Regions from separate parts of the Homo sapiens genome. Here region 2 is linked to region 1. The links are chromatin loops, found by intact Hi-C in ENCODE. Cell type or tissue: heart right ventricle. All regions are shown on one strand. Each heading gives the region's core, and the rest is flanking DNA. Links, peaks and the distances in the headings are about the cores only. Region 1 holds the start of ENTREP1 (endosomal transmembrane epsin interactor 1). Region 2 holds the start of LOC124902176 (a long non-coding RNA gene).

Region 1 (9,614 bases), core at 882-8,881:
GACTGAGTCTCCCATACCCCAGTGGAATCTACTTAACCCCAGTGGAACCTAGCTAACTCCCTTACCCAGTGGAATCTAGTTAACATTAACTCCCATACCCCAGTGGAATCTAATTAAACCCAGTGGAACCTAGTTAACTCCCATACCCCAGTGGAATCTAGTTAACATTAACTCCCATACCCCAGTGGAATCTAATTAAACCCAGTGGAACCTAGTTAACTCCCATACCCCAGTGGAATCTAGTTAACATTAACTCCCATACCCCAGTGGAATCTAATTAAACCCAGTGGAACCTAGTTAACTCCCATACCCCAGTGGAATCTAATTAAACCCAGTGGAACCTAGTTAACTCCCATACCCCAGTGGAATCTAGTTAACATTAACGCCCATACCCCAGTGGAATCTCGTTAACTCCCACACCCCAGTGGAATCTAGTTAACACTAAACGCACCCCCCAAACCGAGAGCTAGGACAGCACAGCTGAAGACAGACACTGAGATCCTCCCTTAGCCACTCACCTCCAGTCAAATGCCAGGTTGTTTTTCAAGATGGCTCATCTCTTAGCTTCACGAATTTTGGGAATAATAATATATTGAGTGATTTACCGGTGATACCAGGAAGAAATCAAATGCTCAGAGTGCTCAAAAACACAGACTACGTTAAAAACTCTCCCTTCAAGTTGCTGAAAGTATGAATGAAAACTATGAAAAAAGATGCTTTATAGAATTTGTTAATTCTTAAGTGTTTTTTAAAATAGATAAAATATACCTTCAAAGTTCAAACAAGTGAAAGAAGCCTCCAAAATCTCAGGCTCAGGGCTCTCTTAAGGAAATACATATGAAAAAATATCCTTGAACTATACTGTGTTCAACAAATAGTCATTTCAAATAAATATATTTGTCTCTTGAACCTAATTTTGTATCAAATACACAAGCAAAATTTTCAGTGAAGCCTAAAGAAGATGTGTGGGTTCAGTTGATATAGCAGGCTAAAGATCCTAATGGTCAAAGCTTGAAATATGAGGATATTCTTCTACTGTGTTCCTATGTGGGTTTGAAGTAACCTTAGACATAAGTTGGCACTTCCATTCAACTACCTAGCTTCATATGCCAATAAAACTTGTGAGTGAATAAATAAACATGGCATATCCATACAATAAAATAGGAATGAAGTACTGAGACTTGCCGCAGCATGGATGAAGCTTGAAAACATGCTAAGTGAAAGAAACCAATCATAAAAGACCACATATTATATGATCCCTTGTATATGAAATATCCAGAACAGACATATCTACAGAGACTGAAAGTGGGTTAATCAGTGGGTGGCTAGGGGTGGGGGTGGTGGAGAATGAGGAGTAACTACTCAAAACTTTAGGGTTGATAAACATTTTCTAAAATTGTGGTGATAGTTGCACAACTGTGAATTTACTAAAAACCATTGACCAGTACACTTTAAATGCTAAATGGGTAAGTTGTATGGCATGTGAATATATGTCAAAGCTGTGTTCTTTTTTAATTCTGCAGTTCTCAACTCATAATCTTCCAACTTTTTTTTTTATAGAAACCTTAGTTTAGCTGTCTTTGAATTAGTTACAATGTCCTATCAAGCCCATTTCTTTTATAAGTACATACTAAAATACTAATGGCTGAAGTTGTGATACCTGGAATTTGCCTTAAAATAATCCAGGGGTGTTAGGAAGGGGGAGCAGCGTTAGGTATAAAGTGGCCATGTGTTGATAGCTACTGGGTGAAGGGTAAAATGCGGGATCATTACACCCTTCTTTCTACATTTGTTGAGTTTTTAAATTTTTATAATAAAAGATTTAAAATTGAAGGGAATGGTTCTTCGGACTGCCCACTCAATCCTATGCTGGTTATATTTTCTTGTGATAAAAATACACACATTGGAATATATACAGATGAAATGTGACACCTGAGATTTGCTTCCAAACAATAAGAGAATTTAATCTCACAAATGGACTAGGGAGCACGAAGGATCTAATTCCCACCCTGCTTGGAATATTCATCCTTCTGAAGTTTATCAGAAGACACAAGGCCAGCAGCAGAGCCCAGGAAGGGGGTGCAGATGAAACCATTGTTGAAGCTGGGTGAAAGGTATATGTGGGTTCATCGTATACTGCATAAATGTAAACTTTTCCATAACACGAGGTTTTTAAAAAACAACCTCTGTCACATGCATAAATTCAAAACATGTGATACAAGGCTTTTTTCCCCTAAAGCACCAAGAGAGTCATGGTGCCTAAAGCCATCCTCTTAAATTTGTATTTAATTGTTCTATAAATACAGTATCTACTGCTTCTGTTGTCACTTTGCAAATTCTGAGGTCAATCTCAGGAACAAGTCACAAAAAGTAGGAATAGCCAACAGTTATAGAGTTGCATATAGACCTGTGTTTGGAGAGTATGGGGAAGAATGGGGAAAGACATATAGCAGAGAACTTGTCAGTTCCAAATCACTGATTTCTTTCTCTCCTCTGGTGTGCCCAGACCTGGAGACAAGGACATACCCAGCCAGCAGACCAGGAGTATTAACCTTCACCTTCTGGTGGAAGGCCTTTTTTTTTCTTTTCTTTTCTTTTGGTACTTCATCAAATTCAACTGTGGCTTGACCGATATCTAAGTGCATTTACCTCTGAAATGATTCACAATAGTAAACTGATTTCAGCTTTTAATTTTAGAAGACAAAAAATAGTTTTTAAGAATCCTAAACTAGCTATGTTTGAGAAGACAATAGATTATGATTTTATAAAGAGCAAATTCCTAAAAATATATGCAAGATCATTACTGGCCCGTGGTATTTAGAGAAATGAAATGCACCCACCATTTGGCTGGACTTAGTCAGACAAACAGAATAGGTGGCATAACGGGTCTAATTCCTACCTTGTCTGGAATATCCATCCTTCTGTAGTTTTCCTGAACACTCATAGAGGCCAGTGGCAGAGCCCACAGGCAGAGCCACCAGGGTGGCGTTTTTTCATGAGGCACAAATCATGGCTTTCACTCACCACAGTCCAGCACGTACCCCAATAAGTTCATTCAACATGAAAGTATTTCAAAAGGAAAGCAAACTGACACTGGATGAAGTATACAATTTCAGGCGAGTCTCAAGGAACCTAACGTTCTTAATGTTCTTATTCAAACAATTACTTTGGGTTCAATTAGTTCTTCGAGTCCTTTTTTTTTTTTTTCAATTTGGTCTTGAATTGCAGTATGTGTGAAACTGCAAAAGCCGTTCTTACCATTCAGGACATACACTGATTATACATCTTACTAAAACCTAGCAGCATTGCTAGACTTTCAGATTTACACAGTGAGTTCATAGAAAGGTTATTTACGGTCGGCTGTGGTGGCTCATGCCTCTAATCCCCACACTTTGGGAGGCCGAGGCAGGAGGATCGCTTGAGCTCAGGAGTTGGAAACCAGCCTGGGCAACATGGGGAAACTCTGTCCCTTAAAAATAAAAATTAAAAATTAAAAAAAAAAGATATAAAGAGAGGTTATTTACTGTGCTCATCTTCCATAGTCATTCCACAAAGATGTGTTTCCAAGTCTCTCAACACCCAGAAAACGTCAAGGGGTTGGATGCCTTGGAAATTGTGAGATTGTTAGGAGGCAGGGGGGAGTGGCCACCCGGTGTCCATAGATACTGGCTGGCAGCAGCTTTTCTCTGAAGTTGGGCACTCTTTGGCCCCAGGCTCAGCGTTCCCGGTTGGAGGAGGGAGGAGTGGGTCCTGTAGAGCAGACATCTCTAGCTAGCTGCTGGGCACTCCAGGACTTTTGGCCAGCTCATCCATAATGACAGGTCCCGGTTCTCACAAACTGAATTCTGCACAGCAGCCTGCATGGCTCCAGGAACCCAGTGGGGTTAAGGCCTTCCTTTAATGACCAGGTACAAGCGCCAGTTCACACACACCCCCTCATTACCTCCTGAACTCGTCTGGGGGTCGAGCCACCCTACACATTTCACATTTACGTGTGTCTTAATGCAGAATAAAACAAGCGATGTGCCCCAGTCAAACTGTCCCATCTCACAAATACACCTACTATGTGCCAGGCATTCTTGATACATCAGTGAACAAAAATGATCAAAATCCCTGCCCTCCCAGCACAGACGTTGTCAGTGCAGCAAATACTCAATAACCAAAAGAAGTTTAATCATTTTCCTCCCACTTTCCTGCCACCCACACCCTGTCCTTCCAATCTCCCAAAGAGCTGGGTGTCTTTAATTCTATTAGCTTGACAGGGAAAATAAAATTCTTCAGCCTGCGCGCAACAGACACTACCCAGGTGCAACCCAATTCACCCCTGAACTCGACCGTCGCGGAACATTTTTCTCCAGCCTCCAAAAACTTCAGGTGGCGTGAGGCTCCCCCAACTGCAGCCCTGGAGGCCAACAAAGGGGCAATGGAGAGGAACGACCAGAGCCCCCTATCACCGGGATGACCGGGCGAACGGGGCGCGCGCGCGGTACTCACCGAGGAGCCGGCCCAGAACGGGCACGAGTTCTTCACCTGCGGGGAGCTGCTCAGCGACAGCGCCCCGAAGCTGAGCGCCACCATGCAGCAGCCCAAGATCAGCTGAAGCAGCCCAAGTGACAGCAGCGGGCGGGCGGGCAGCAGCGCGGAGCCCGGGGCCGCGGCGGCAGCGGCGGCGACTGCCCGGCGGGAGGAGAGCGCCGGCGGCGCGGCCAGCACCCCGGCAGCAGCGGTGGCCGCGCAGCGAGGCCGCGACGGGGGCTGCAGCGCGCCCCGGGGCCAGCGCGGCCGCAGCGGGGGCAGCGGCGGCTCCTGAGCGGCGGCGGCAGCGGCGCCCGGGCCCCCGGCCTGCGGCCCACCCGAAAGCCCAGCCACGGGGCAGCAGGAGCCCGGGAGCACCACGGGCAGGGACATGGACGGACGGGGAAGGGTGCGGCCGGGTGCGGCCGGCTGCGGCGGGCAGAGGACGCGGAGCGGAGCCGAGCCGAAGGCGCAGCACACTGGGCACTGCAGACGGGCTCCGAGGCCGAGGGGGAGGGAAGGAAATGCGCACGGCCCAACCACTTGCTGCCGCCGCTGCCGCTGCCCTGGCTCCAGCCGGCCGCACCCACCTGCCGCCTGGCGGGTCCGCCTCCCGCTGGCCCTGGGCGCACCCTCACTCTCACCCACGCGCACTCCGTGCTCGCGCTGTGCCGGGGCAAGTGCGCCACAGCCTCAGGGTCCCCGCCGAACCTGCGCCGGCTTCCTGGGGTCCTGGGAGGGTGCCCTGCCCCAAATATTTAAGTAAGTCCCTCGAGGTGGGAGGCACCTCACGGCCAGGACACGTCAGCGCCGGCCACCGAGAGTCTCAGCGTCTGTCCCCACCCGCCGAGCTGGGGCTAGAGAAGAGCGAGGAGCCTTCTCTGTCCAGCCACGAGAGAGGCCCTGGCGCGCTTTAGTGAGAAGGGGGCCCGCCCTTAAACTTTTGCCCAAGGAGGGGGATGCCTGGAGGAGGGGCTTTGGGGCGACTCGATGGGAAGAGGTGTAAGCCAAGGACTTCGGGAAGGACGACGCCGAGCGCAGTTACCGCTCACAGGGCGCAGGACGTGCCTACCTCGCATCGGCGCGGGAGTGCTTTCCCGGCATCTCGGTAGGAGCGGGAATGAAAGGACTGGGTTACCTTGGAAGCATCCAGCATCCGTAAAGAAAGTACCCGGGGCAGCCCGGAGTGCATGGCAAGTGTAACGCTCTGTCCTCTCATTGACTTATGAGCTATATCAGGCATCTATTAGGCATCACCTGATAGAACACGGAACCCCCAAACTTCCGAGGAAATATCCTAATAAAATCCTAAACTACTCTGGTAATTTATGAAAAATCTTTAGAGCAAAAAAAAAAAAAAAAAAAAAAAAAAGATTCCTCTTTGCAAAATGAATTCCCTTAATAATATACTTTTCACCTCGGAAGAATTCTAATGCGTAGAAAGTTTCGTGCCTAAAATGATTATAATGGACTTTTTTTCCTGATAAGAACCAGAGCAGTGTTCTTTGCAGTTAGTCAGTTCCAGTATTAGAAAGCTTATCTTACCATAAGGTATTTAACATCCTCCTACCCAATAAACCAAGAAAAGTATGTGTCAGTTTTTATGCTCTGCTTGTGGAAGCTGGATTTATATTGGTCGTTACACTTTAACCCAATGTAATATACTGTCAATGTGCCCAAGTTTACATGCACACTTCTTAAATTATTAAAGCACTTGTCTTTAATGGTGCCTAGGACTTCCTTTACAGACTGCTCCCATGAATAAATTCAAATTCTGGAGGAAAAGGGAAATGTCTTTCAAAATAAGTGTTTAAAGTCTGTTGATTCATGCAGGGGTTTTTTGTTTTGTTTTGTTTTGTTTGAGATGGTGTCTCGCTCTGTTGCCCAGGCTGGAGTGCAATGGCGTGATCTCGGCTCACTGCAACCTCCGCCTCCCGGGTTCAAGCGATTCTCCTGCCTCAGCCTCCAGAGTAGCTGGGACTACAGGTGCCCGCCACCACACCCAGCTAATTTTTATATTTTTTAATAGAGACGGGGTTTCACCATGTTGGCCAGGATGGTCTGGATCTCTTGACCTCGTGATCCGCCCGCCTCGGCCTCCCAAAGTGCTGGGATTACAGGCGTGAGCCACCGCGCCCGGCTTCATGCAGTTTTTAAAAATGCCATACAGTATATGCTCTTAAATTGCTGCTGATGTTAAATGAAAAGCTTCTTGGGGCTGAGGTTATACTCTATTTTATATACAAGCTTAACAGTATTTAATTTTTAACAATGTATTACACCATGCAATATAGTAAGTCTGACTGAGTCTTAAGAAATTCTCTCAGCTAAACAAATCTATTTCATTGGCCAGTTCTTGACACCTGAAACTTACTACAAAAAATGTATTATTTGTGTCTAAGAATGTTGCTGTTAGAAGTCAGGATATCCACTGGTCCTTGAGGAGGGACATGATTATGACTGGAAAGAGGGTTTCAAGGGGTGCTGGTGACTATTTCTTTCTTGATGTGGGTACTAATTACATGAGTAAGGTTCATTTTGTGAAAATTCATGGAGTTACAGTTATGATTTGTGTGCATCTCTGTGTATATTATATACTTAAATACTGTAAAGTATTTCCAAATACTTTATTCTTAAAATTTTTAAAGCCTTTTTCCCCATGCAGAAACAGATGATAGCAAAAATAACTGAAATCCGTGGATGATTTTATCATCTTAAAGGCTTTACTCATTTTATAAGGTGACTAAAACTTTTCCAAAGCTACTAATTAAGGGTTGTTGTACAGTCATTTGTTGTTGTTGTTGGCCACATTTATAACTGAGTTTCTTTTTCTGGTTATAAACACAAATCCATGTAACACTACCCCAACCTTTAAAATTATGCCAATAAAAATATCAAGTATTTGGGCTTGGTATTTTTGTAAACCAAGCTTGATTCTTTGCATCTCCCAAACCCTGCTTACATTAAGTCTTTAGTTAGACCTGAACAACCTGTATGTAACTAAGCTCTTATAGGATAATTCAGAGCCATTGATTTCCGTTTGTCTTAATAAAAAAAAAAAAAAAAACTGAAGACTTCTGAAAACAGTCTGGCAATTTCTCAGGAAGTCAAGTATAGTGTTTGTTGTCATTTGACCCACTTATTCCACTCCTAGGTATATACCCAAAAGAAATGAACATATTCACACAAAAACCAGTGCACAAGTAGCAGCATTATTCACAACAGCCAAAAGGTGGAAGCAATCCAAGTGTCAATCAACTGGATGAACGGATTAACAAAACATGGAATATGCAGCCAGTGGAGTATATTTGTCAGTAAAAAGGAATGAGGTGCTCATCTATGCTACATGTAGAAACCTTAAAAACATTATACTAAGTTTCAAAATATCATATGTACCCCATAATATGTACAACTATTATGTATCCACAATAATTAAAAATTTTGTAGACATTATGCTAAGTGAAAAAAGCCAGTCACAAATGACCACATATGATATGATTCCATTTATCTAAATTGTCTAGAATAGAGAAATTTGTAGAGACAGAAAGTAGCTTACCGGCTGCTTAGGGCTGGGGAAATGGGGAGATTGCGAGGGGATGATGGCTAAAGGATATGTGGGTTCTTTTTAAGGTGGTGAAAATGTTCTAAAATTGATTGTACTGATGATTGTACAACTCTGTGAATGTACTAAAAACCAGTGAATTGTACACTTTAATGGGTGAATTGTATGTACGGTATGTGAATTATATCTCAATAAAGTTATCAAAAAATTTAAAAATAAAGTGTGGAAGAACCTGTGAAAAATTTGCCCCAGATTCTTCATTAATGTAGGCCAAAGTTCAAGGAAACAATAGCTGGAGTGTGTTGTTTGGTGGAACCCAGCTGCCAGTTTTCCTCAAGATCAAAGCTCAACTCCAAGAAGGTTCCGTACACCTTCTACCAATGCTTCCCCTCCCTGTCCCTCATTTTCCACTCCTTGCACTAGGAGCCTCCTCCACTGAGGAGTTCAGGCTCTTTGCCCAGGTTTCTTGGACACCTTTTTTTTTTCTTTTTTGAGACAGAGTCTCTCTCTTTTGCCCAGGCTGGAGTGCAGTGACTTGATCTCAGCTCACCGCAACCTCCAGGCTCCCAGGAGCCTGGCTCCCAGCCTCCCAGGCTCAAGCAATTCTTCTGCCTCAGCCTCCTTTATAGCTGGGATTACAGGTGCACACCACCACACTCGGCTAATTTTTGTATTTGTATTTGTAGTAGCAACAGGGTTTCACCATGTTGGGCAGGCTGGTCTCGAACTCCTGACCTCGTGATCTGCCCACCTCAGCCTCCCAAGGACCCTTTAAATAAACTCCTCAGTTCCTTCCACACTTCTCAGAAGACCCCCATCTGTCAGCTAATTAAAGGAGGCTGTTCCACATCGGAGTGAGAGCTGCTGAAGAAACTCTTTAAAACCTGTTCCCTGGCAAGATCCTCCAGGTCTTATATTTTACAAAAAAGGAAGTGCTTCTCTGAATTAAGGCATAGTGGATTCTAGAAGTCTCAGTTAATATGCTGGCTGGAGCAGCTTCTCAAAGTGTGCTCCAAAGACCACAGGATCACGCCAGGGCGGGGAAGGGGAATGTCAAGTTAATTCACTTCTCCCCACACCTGCGGGATCAGATACTCTGGACTGAAGGCCTGGAACCTGCATTGTAACAAATGCAAAGAAACATTAGTAGAGGGTACTATTTAGACTCCAGAATTTTTATATGGGAATGCTTATATGGAAGAGGAAGGTAGGGGATTTGACTTGAAAGCAAACATACATGCAAATATGTTGGTGGGAGGGCTTTGCTGGCCCCCAGCGGAGCTTCACTGCACAGGTGATCTTTATGCACAGAAGGAGTTAGACTACTGGATTCTAATGGGAAAGGTACCGTAGGAGAAACGAGTTGCTGGGTTCTAGCCCCCACTCCACTCTGTGCCCTTGACCCAGTCAGGAGCTTCCTGGCCTCAACTGCTTCATCTGTAAGATACGGGTTTGTGAGTATCATCTGCCTGAGGTTGGGCTATGCAATCATTTGGATACCCCCAGGCCTGCGATTTTGAAATTCAGCTATTCTCAG
Region 2 (9,614 bases), core at 1,040-9,039, 53 kb after region 1:
CTGCACATGTATCCCAGAACTTAAAGTATAATAATAATAATAATAATAATAATAATAATAATAATAATGTTCCCTCTCAGCAGAGACAGAATTTCTAATGGAATCATCTGCAACTTTCAGGCCCCTTCCTGAAGAAACAGGATGACGGAAGAACTGGGCCAAAAGGCACATACAAGTCTCAAGGGTCCTCTTCACAGGGCTCCCCAGAGGTTTGCAATCCTTGCGCTGCCTGTGGAATGTCAACATGTTGAGTGCGTAAGCCCTCCCTTAGGACACTTGGAATGTAACCCTACTGGGCAAGTTAGGGACACAATCTTTATTCTCGGATCTTTGCCAGTACCCAGCCCTCTCTATGGCCCTCTTGTTCACACGTTGCTGGAGCTGTAGGTGGGAGGCTCTTTGAACACATCTTAGAAAGAGGCAGACTTGGTCCCTGCCTTTATGGAGCTCTGTTCTTCAAGTTTGTCAGAAGATTCACTATTTAAGCTTAACAACTCTGTTGTGAGGGAGTGTTTTAACCTACTGGGTGTCCACTTTTTACTTAGGATCCTTCTTTGACCTTCCTTTTTCTTGGAGTTTCTCTCAGGGATGGTGGAAGGAAGCTAGACCAAACATCTACCCTTGTTTGTCACAGTAGAGCCAGCCATTGTTCCTTTCCAACACCGTCGCCCTTGCTCTATTTCAAATAATCATTATCCAGAGTCTTGGAAGCACCGTGGGGCATTCCCTTAGGAATGTGGAAATGTGGAAGATAGTATTTTCCAAAATTGGTTACAGCCATATTTCCAGTCCCACATCCTTCCAGAACCTTACCTCTCTCCATCAAGACACAGATTATGTTTCCTCTCCTCTTCAACCTGGGTGGGACTTTGTGACTGCTTCAGTGAATGTAAGGTAGTGGAAATAACGATGCATGATTTGTGAGGCTGGGTCATAGAAGGAGACACAGTTTCCTGCTGCTTCCCTATTGTGGAAGGCTGACCTTCAGAACCCAGCCACCGCGCTGTGAGGAAGCCCTTACAGAAAAACCACATGAGAAAGTTCATGGGGCTGGGTGTGGTGGCTTACACTTGTAATCCCAGCACTTTGGAAGGCCAAGGTGGGAGGATCACTTGAGTCGAGTTCGAGACCAGCCTGGGCCACATGGTGAAACCTTGTCTCTACCAAAAATATGAAAATTAGCCGGGCATGGTGGTGCACACCTGTAATCCCAGCTACTTGGAGGCTGAGGCACGAGAATCACTTGAACTCCAGAGACGGAGGCTGCAGTGAGCCGAAATGGCGCCACTGCACTCCAGCCTGGGTGACAGAATGAGACTCCATCTCAAAAAAAAAAAAAAAAAGAAAAGAAAAAAAAAAAAGAAAGCTCATGGGGAGAAGAACTGGGATTTCAGCCAACAGTAGCATCAACTGCTAGGCAGATAAGCAAAGTGGTCTTCAGATGATTCCAGCTCCAAGCCTTTGAGTCTTCTAGTCGAGGCCCCAGACATCAAGGTGGAGCAGAGACAAGCTATTCTGCACCGTGTCCAGATTCTTGACCCAGGGAATGCATGAGCATAATAAATGTTCATTTCTATCATGCAACTTTGAGGTAATTTGTTAGACAGCCATAGTAACTAGAACAGCAAAACAAGCATACAATGTTATTGAGCCTTCCCAGGTGCCTTCATTATCTCAACATCTGTAGACTCCTTGTCATACTCACTGTGGCACTGTAGCAATGCAGGGATACTGTCTGGATAACCAAGGGTATACTTCTGCTGCCACAGCCAGCTCAGCCATGTGGGAAGCAAAGACATGGAAAATGGACAGAGACTTGCAGAATCATAAGAGTAATTGGGAACTGACTCTGCAGTGAATAAAATGTAATTTGCCCAACACTGACTGCTATGGTTTGAATGTTCCCTCTAAAACTCATGTTGAAATTGCCATTGTGCAGAATTAGGAGGTGGCATCTTTAAGAAGTAATTAGGGGCCAGGCATGGTGGCTCCTGCCTGTAATCCCAGCACTTTGGGAGGCTGAAACGGGTGAATCATCTGAGGTCAGGAGTTTGAGACCAGGCTGGCCAACATGGTGAAACCCCGTCACTACTAAAAATACAAAATTAGCTGGCTATGGTGGCACATGCCTGTAATCCCAGCTACTTGGGAGGCTGAGGCAGGAGAATCACTTGAACCCAGGAGGCGGAGGTTGCAGTGAGCCAAGATTGTGCCATCCCACTCCAGCCTGGGCAATAGAGTGAGACTCTGTCTCAAAATAAATAAATAAGTAAAGTAAATAAAAAGTGATTAGGTTGTGAAGGCTATTTGAATGGACTAATGCTGTTATCTAGGTTCTGGGTTAGTTGGCTTGGGAATGGACTCCTGATAAAAAGGCTGAATTCTCCCCAACTTCCTCTCTCTGTCTCTCACTTGTGCTTCCTCAGCACATGATGCCTTTTGCCATGGGATGACCCTTGCATGAAGTTGGCATCATGCTCTTGGACTTCCCAGCCTCCAGAACCATGAGCCAAATAAAATTCTTTTTTACATAAATTACCCAGTCAGTGGTATTGTTATAGCAGCAGAAAACAGACTGAGACACAGACCATCTCTTATCCTGATGTTATGTTTACTAGGACTCTGTTTTGGGCATTGGTATTTTATAATCCCCCTAACATACACAAACACACAAACGCACACACTTTTTTTTTTTAAAGAAAGAACAGAAGGTATTTGGGGTATGGGGAGTTTGAATCAGTCCATACCTCTGTGCTTTATCACCTCCAGCTTTTGGCTTCCCTTAAGGCCTCCTGCAACTCATGCACATCCAGTCCTTCTTCCTTGGTTTGCTAAAAGCAAGATTTGTAGAATCTAATGAGCGGAATACCAAATCATCCTAATTCTTGTCAACATTGTTGTTATCATCATCTTTCATGTGACCAAATGATGCTAACTCCTGCGAAGTGTAGCTACAAACAACTTCAGAATACTCTGCTGTTTTTGTTCATTTATGGCCATCTCGCCTTGGGTTCATTGAAGCAGAGGCCAAGACAAGGATCTTCATACAGGTTAGCCTATGTGAGAGGTGATCCGAGGAAGTCAGAGGGAGGAAGGAGCATGAGATCCTGAAGAAGGGGAAACCAGTACTGTCTAAGGGTGCATTTTTGAGGTTGCTATTCTGGGCCTTGGAGCTTGAGCCCAAGGGACTTCTTGAGAAACACGTGGATATTCTCCTCTGTAGGAGATTATTGGCTGACATTCTTTGGGCGCTTATTGTGTTAGATATGCTCCAAACATTCATTTAATCATCACAACAACACCAAGAGTGGGGTTTAAATAACCCCCATTTCACAGATGAGAAAGCTGAGGTTCGAAAAGCTTACACTGTCCAAAGCTGCAGAGTGAGGCAGTGAGGGAGCCCCATCCTCTAACTTCAAGATAATTTGCTGCTTTACAATAGCGCCTACTGCGCAAAGGGGGCAGAGAACTTCACTGATTTTTCTTAGAAGCTTTTAGAAAATGCAAAAATATCCTTTGGGCCTCAAACCAAAATGCATCTGAGGAAAGACTTGCAAAGGTGAAATAGAGAATTGTCTGGCAAACTTAGACCCAGGGTCCCAAGCTGGAAGCCTACTGAGAAGAAACATTCCCTGGAACTCTCCATAAGCATCTCCAGCCCATATTATTTGTGTGATTACACAGCTGACAAGATTTCACAGAGATACATGGAACAGCAAAACCACAGGCTGATGGCAAACCGAAGAGCAAAGAATTAAACTGAGTTTTAGGCCTTTTAATGAAGCCCTGGCTAAGAGCAAAGTTCCTCCCAGCCCACGGCTGTCACCTTCCTTCATCAGTCAGAGTCCTATTCTTAGCCTGAGGTATCTCAGTTGTCACAGAAGAGAACTCTCCACTGGCTGAATAATTACCATGGCCCAGAATAGCACCGTGAAGTGGGGAAGAACAAGTGCAGGCACTGCTAAATTGTTAAGTGAGACAGAGCGGATAGGAGGGAGATTCTGTGAACAGTGAAGATCCTTAAGCCCAGCAGTGACCAGGTCCTTTTCTTTTTTTTTTTTTAACTTAGGGAAAAGGCCAGAATAGCCGGTTTTGCTCCAAGGACAATACTTTAGGGAAGAAGAGGCAAGTTCAAAGCCAAAAAACATATCTTCATCCACTTATTGGATGTCATTCATTTTGCTAGATTTAAAAAGTGGAAGAAGCTATGTTGTCTTGTAGTTATAAAATTAATATACTTTCATTGTTAAGAATTCAGACGGCCAGGTGCAGTGGCTCACGCTTGTAATCCCAGCACTTTGGGAGGCCGAGAGGGGTGGGTCACCTGAGGTCAGGAGTTAGAGACCAGCCTGGCCAACATGGTGAAACCTCATCTCTACTAAAAATACAAAAAATTAGCTGGGCATGGTGGCAGGTACCTGTAATCCCAGCTACTCAGGAGGCTGAGGCAGGAGAATCGCTTGAACCTGGGAGGCAGAGGTTGCAGTGAGCCAAGATCATGCCATTGCACTCCAGCCTGGGGAACAATAGTGAAACTCCATCTCAAAAAAAAAAAAAAAAAAAAAAAAAGAGAGAGAGAGAGAATTCAGACATATTGTAAAGTATAGAAAAGGAAATGAAAATCTCTAGTTATCCTATGATTCAAAGCTCAGATACAACCATTATTTGTTTTTGGTGATTTTTTTTGTACTCAACTACTAGTATTTGCTATGCAGCTCCTTCCCCCTTTCATCTAGGAAAGGTTTCCCCACCCTTCCTTTGGGAAATGTCCTCTCCCTGCCAGTGCTCAGGCTGGTGGTGCAGAGATTGACTCACTCTCAGCTCTGTGGTTGGGTCCTCAATGGTTTAAGTCAATCATCATAGCCCACTGCCCTGGCCAAGGAATTTGGTTCGGGATCAGTCATGCCACCCAAGCCAGTCCAATTAAAGTGACATTCATGTCTGTTTCTAGGATGTTGAAGCAAAGATATTCTCTACTCCCCCTGAATGAGGAAATATGTAGCCCTAGGAACTGTTGACCACCACCTTGGGATCATGAGAGGTGAAGCAACCCCCAAGCATGCAGAAGAGACAGAAAGAAACCAGCCCCTCTGAGACATTATTGAGCCCCTGGAAGCCTCAACTTTTCAGTTTCATGATCAATAACTTCCTGTATTATTAAATGAGCTTTGAGACGGGTTTTCAGGTACTAGCAGCTGGGAAAGTAGTCTAACCATAGTCAGTTCCTTTGGACATCTTTCCAGCATATTCCCCACCTCCCACCCCACCTTACCCTCATATATACGGTTTCACGAAAAAAAATAGGTTTTCTATTTTTTTTTGAAACAGACTGTTGCTCTGTCACCCAGGCTGGAGTGCAATGGTGCAATCTCAGCTCACTGCAGCCTCTGCCTCCCAGGTTCAAGCGATTCTCATGCCCCATCCTCCTGAGTAGCTGAGATTAAAGCGCCCAATACCACTCCTAGCTAATTTTGGTATTTTTAGTAGAGATGGGGTTTTGCCATGTTGGCCAGGCTGGTCTCCAACTCCTGACCTAAAGTGATCTGCCTGCGTTGGCCTCCAAAGTGCTGAAAAATAGGTTTTCTAATATATTTTCATGTCAAGAAATACAGGATTGGCCAGGCATGATGGCTCACACCTGTAATCCCAGCACTTTGGGAGGCCGAGGTGGGCTGATCACCATAGGTCAGGAGTTCAAGACCAGCCTGGCCAACATGGTGAAACTCTACCTTTACTAAAAATACAAAAATTAGTCAGGTGTGATGGTGCACACCTGTAGTCCCAGCTACTCAGGAGACTGAGGCAGGAGAATCTCTTGAACCCATGAGACAGAGGTTGTAGTGAGCCGAGATAGCACCACTGCACTCCACACTCCAGCCTGGGCAACAGAGTGAGACTCCGTCTCAAAAAAAAAAACAAGCTTATATACATAATGATTTCTAATATCCCTCTTGCCATCTTCATCTCTTCTTAAGTGATACTTCTTCAGACTTTTCCCTACCTACCTAAAGTAACCCTACCCCCAGTCACTCTTTATCACATCACCCTTTTAATTCTCATCACAGCACTCATATGACCTAAACTTTAAACATTTATCTATTCTGTGTCTCCAACCTCTCCATAAAAACAGATAATTTTACAACAGTATTTGGTACAAGGTAGGTGCTCATTAAATGCTTGTTGAATGAATGAATGAATATCTGAATATTCCATGGATTTACCATAATTTATTTAAAACAAATCCCTATTGTTGAACACTTAGGTTGTTTCCAAGTTTTTTCTCATAAAAACATCTCTGTGGCAACTTTATACATGTATACATTTATTTTTATTTTTACTTTTATTTTTTGAGACAGAGTCTCACTCTGTCACCCAGGCTGGAGCACAGTGGCATGATCTCGGCTCACTGCAACCTCCGTCTTGCGGGTTCAAGTGATTCTCGTGCCTCAGCCTCCCCAGTAGCTGGGATTAGAGGTATGCACCACCATGCCCAGCTAATTTTTGTATTTTTAGTAGAGATGGGGTTTTGCCATGTTGGCCAGGCTGGTCTCGAACTCCTAACCTCAGGTGATCTGCCTGCCTCAGCCTCCCAAACTGCTGGAATTACAGGAGTGAGCTTCCGTCCCCGGCCATCTTAATATACTTTTATATTTAATCTATTATATCACAAAAAGGAAGTGTGGATCAAAGGTGAATCTATTTTAGGGGTTTTGATGTATATTGCTATGTTGTCCTGCAGAAAATTTGTGCCAATTTATACTTCCAACTACAAAACATGAACTCTAGGGTTCTTTCTCTGTATCCTTCCCCACAGATGAAAAATATTATTTCATTGTTTTCTTATTTTCATATTGTTATTAGTGGAGCTGAATATTTTTTCATATATTCATTTGCTATTTGTATTGCTTTTTCAAAAATTTTATTCCTTACCCATATTACTATTGGGCTTTCAGCTTTCCTTATCGATTTGAAGGAAGTTTTTTTTTTTTAAAGAATAGATCAAGGTATTAACCACACATTTATATTGTATCAATATCCAGAAATTTAGACCTGAGCCTTCAAACATTCATTTGGAGTTAAAAAGTCCAGCTGCAATTTCTGATCCTTTCCCTGTTGGTGGGTTTCTCTGATAGGGAAGTGATGGGAACTCTGGATGGTAGAGGCCACGTGGCTATACCTGATTGCCAAAGACATGGTGAGCACGGTTACAGGGATGGGTATGGTTATAAGGATAGGCCGTAGAGTGGAACAGTAATCTTTAACCAGACTGGCGGTGATTTAGTAATGGGTTAGTTGATTAGGCTGTCTCTAGAATTGATATACATGGCTTGCTTTCTAAAGTCTTACTTGTTTGTGTAAGCTAAAAAGCTCTAAGTTTGGTCAAGAGAAGTCGGATTAGAATCATCAAAATGGAGACATATGGTCCCTTAGTCAATTTCCACACTTGCACCAGTTCTTAGACCCAGGGCCCCTTGAGGAAAAAACTTGCTAAACTACCAGAAATTTACACCTCCCAGCCTTCCCCCAAGGCACCTGAGGTCACCTACTAAGTGACTTTGGATTGGAAAAGGGGGAGTAACCAGACTTTGGGAGGGATTACTAGTCACTGGCTTTGAATGGACACTACTTTCTGGAGAACCAAATGCCACTGTTGCCCACCAGTTAGAGAGGACCTATGAAGGTCCATGATCTATGGAGCTCAGGTTTGCATCACAGTAGTGGTGGTGGGTCCCTGAAGTCATCTGTGGTTATTTTCCCATTTTGGAAACGTGTAATTGGAATAGATCTGATATAGTTTAGATATGTGTCCCCTCCAAATCTCATGTCGAGATGTTATCCCCAGTGTTGGTGGTGGGGCCTGGTGGGAGGTGTTTGGGTCATAGAGACGGATCTCTCGTGAATGACTTGGTACCTTCCTCGCGATAGTGACTTCTTGCAAAATCTGGCTATTTATTTATTTTTGAGATGGAGTCTTGCTCTGTCGCCCAAACTGGAGTGCAGTGGCGCAATCTCAGCTCACTGCAACCCCGGCCTCCCAGGTTCAAGTGATTCTCATGCCTCGGCCTCCTAAGTAGCTGGGACTACAGGTTTATACCACCTAATTTTAGCGTCCGGCTAATTTTTGTATTTTTAGTAGAGACGGGGTTTCACCATGTTGGCCAGGTTGGTTTCAAATTTCTGACCTCAGGTGATCCACCCACCTCGACCTCCAAAGTGCTGGGATTACATGCATGAGCCACCGCGCCCAATGATCTGGCTCTTTAAAGGTGTGTGTCACTTTTCCCTACTCTCTATTCCTTCCTCCTGCTCTAGCCATGCGATGCTCTTGCTCTCAATTCATCTTTTGCCATGAGTAAAAGCTCCCTGAGGCCTCACCAGAAGCTAAGCAGATGCTGGTGCCATGCTTGTACAGCCTGCAGAACTGGGAGCTAATTAAACCTCTTTTCTTTATAAATTACCCAGTCTCAGATATTTCTTTGTAGCAATGCAAGAATGGCCTAACACAAGATCTACACAGCAACTGACAGAATCCCCCATCCCCAAAGGACTGAATTGATATTTATTTATCTGTCTATCTGTGCATGTATCTATCTACCCATCTATTTCCCTATCTTACTGCTACTGCTACTACTACAATTAATAATCAGAAAATAATCCATCAATCAAGCCACCATGATAACAGTAATAATAACAGCTAATGCTCATTGAGTACTATATGCCAGACCCTGGTCTAAGCCCTTTATGCGGATTCACTTATTTGTTCCTCATGACACTGACATTCCTAGGACCTCATTTTGTTAATTTTCATGACCCTGGTAGCCAGGCACTCAATAAGTGCATATTACAGGAAAGGACCTATGACTGGTTTGTCAGGTTGATGACTTTCTTTTAAAAGGAGCTTCTCCCTGGGCAAGGGCTTTGGGCTGCCATCCCTGGAGTTTCTCTCTCCTGCTCCTAGTGTGAGGCATTGTTTGTCGACCCCTTTGCCTGTTACCTCAATGCTCAACACCTGCCTAAGGCCCAGTGACATGGAGAAATGTGGACACAGTTCTTCATGCTGGTCTTCAGCATTCTGCTCCCTAAATGTTGGTATTTGCTCTCCAGCCTCATAAACTGTAGCTGTGGGTAAGGGACAATTCAGCCCTAATCTGTTCCTTTGGGTCTTCCCACTAGCAAGGCAGGCACATCCCGCCCTGTCACTTGTGCCACTGTGGGGCTTCAGTGACCCAGGGATAGCTTTCTTTCCCACTTACCCTAAGGTGTCTGACACTTAAACATGCACAGAAAGAGGCTCCATTTGTCCAGAAAGAGCATTTTAACCATTAACTTGTTTTTTTAAAAGTACCTTCACTCCCCAAAAGTAAGCTAATAATGCTGGGATATTAGCCAGAGGAGTTCAGAGGATAGCAATAATCGAAATAATGGCTTTTGAACCTCAAAAATATTATGATGAACCATAGAAGCCTGTCTTAAAAGGTTACATATTGTATGCATCCTTTTATATAAAATATACAGAATAGGCAAATCTATAGAGACGGGAAGTAGATCAGTAGTTGCCAAGGCTAGGGGAGGGGTGCATAGGAAGTGACTGCTTAACGGGTACAGGGTTTCCT

What was found. A loop is a pair of places that touch in the nucleus more often than their neighbours do. Peaks named below come from ENCODE experiments on the same cell type or tissue, not always from the same donor. Only the 100,000 strongest peaks of a DNase experiment are listed, where the experiment ranks them.
Region 2: it touches region 1 in a loop (2.8-fold over the local background); 11 of 110 quality-filtered maps call a loop at or near these places.

Annotation. Positions count from the first base shown.
Region 1 is chr9:69,320,604-69,330,217 of GRCh38, reverse strand. ENTREP1 (endosomal transmembrane epsin interactor 1) reads right to left here and starts at 5,003. Exons shown (of 11, transcript NM_001347995.2): 1 at 4,495-5,003. The coding sequence starts at 4,908. In heart right ventricle, for the core only: a CTCF peak has its summit at 5,122 (motif pointing left); DNase peaks (open chromatin) are centred at 3,746, 4,560 and 5,177; H3K4me3 peaks cover 5,325 bases; H3K27ac peaks cover 5,801 bases.
Region 2 is chr9:69,267,624-69,277,237 of GRCh38, reverse strand. It overlaps LOC124902176 (a long non-coding RNA gene), which reads right to left and starts at 2,838. Exons shown (of 2, transcript XR_007061567.1): 1 at 2,748-2,838. In heart right ventricle, for the core only: no CTCF peak of the experiment used is centred there; no DNase peak of the experiment used is centred there; H3K27ac peaks cover 2,109 bases.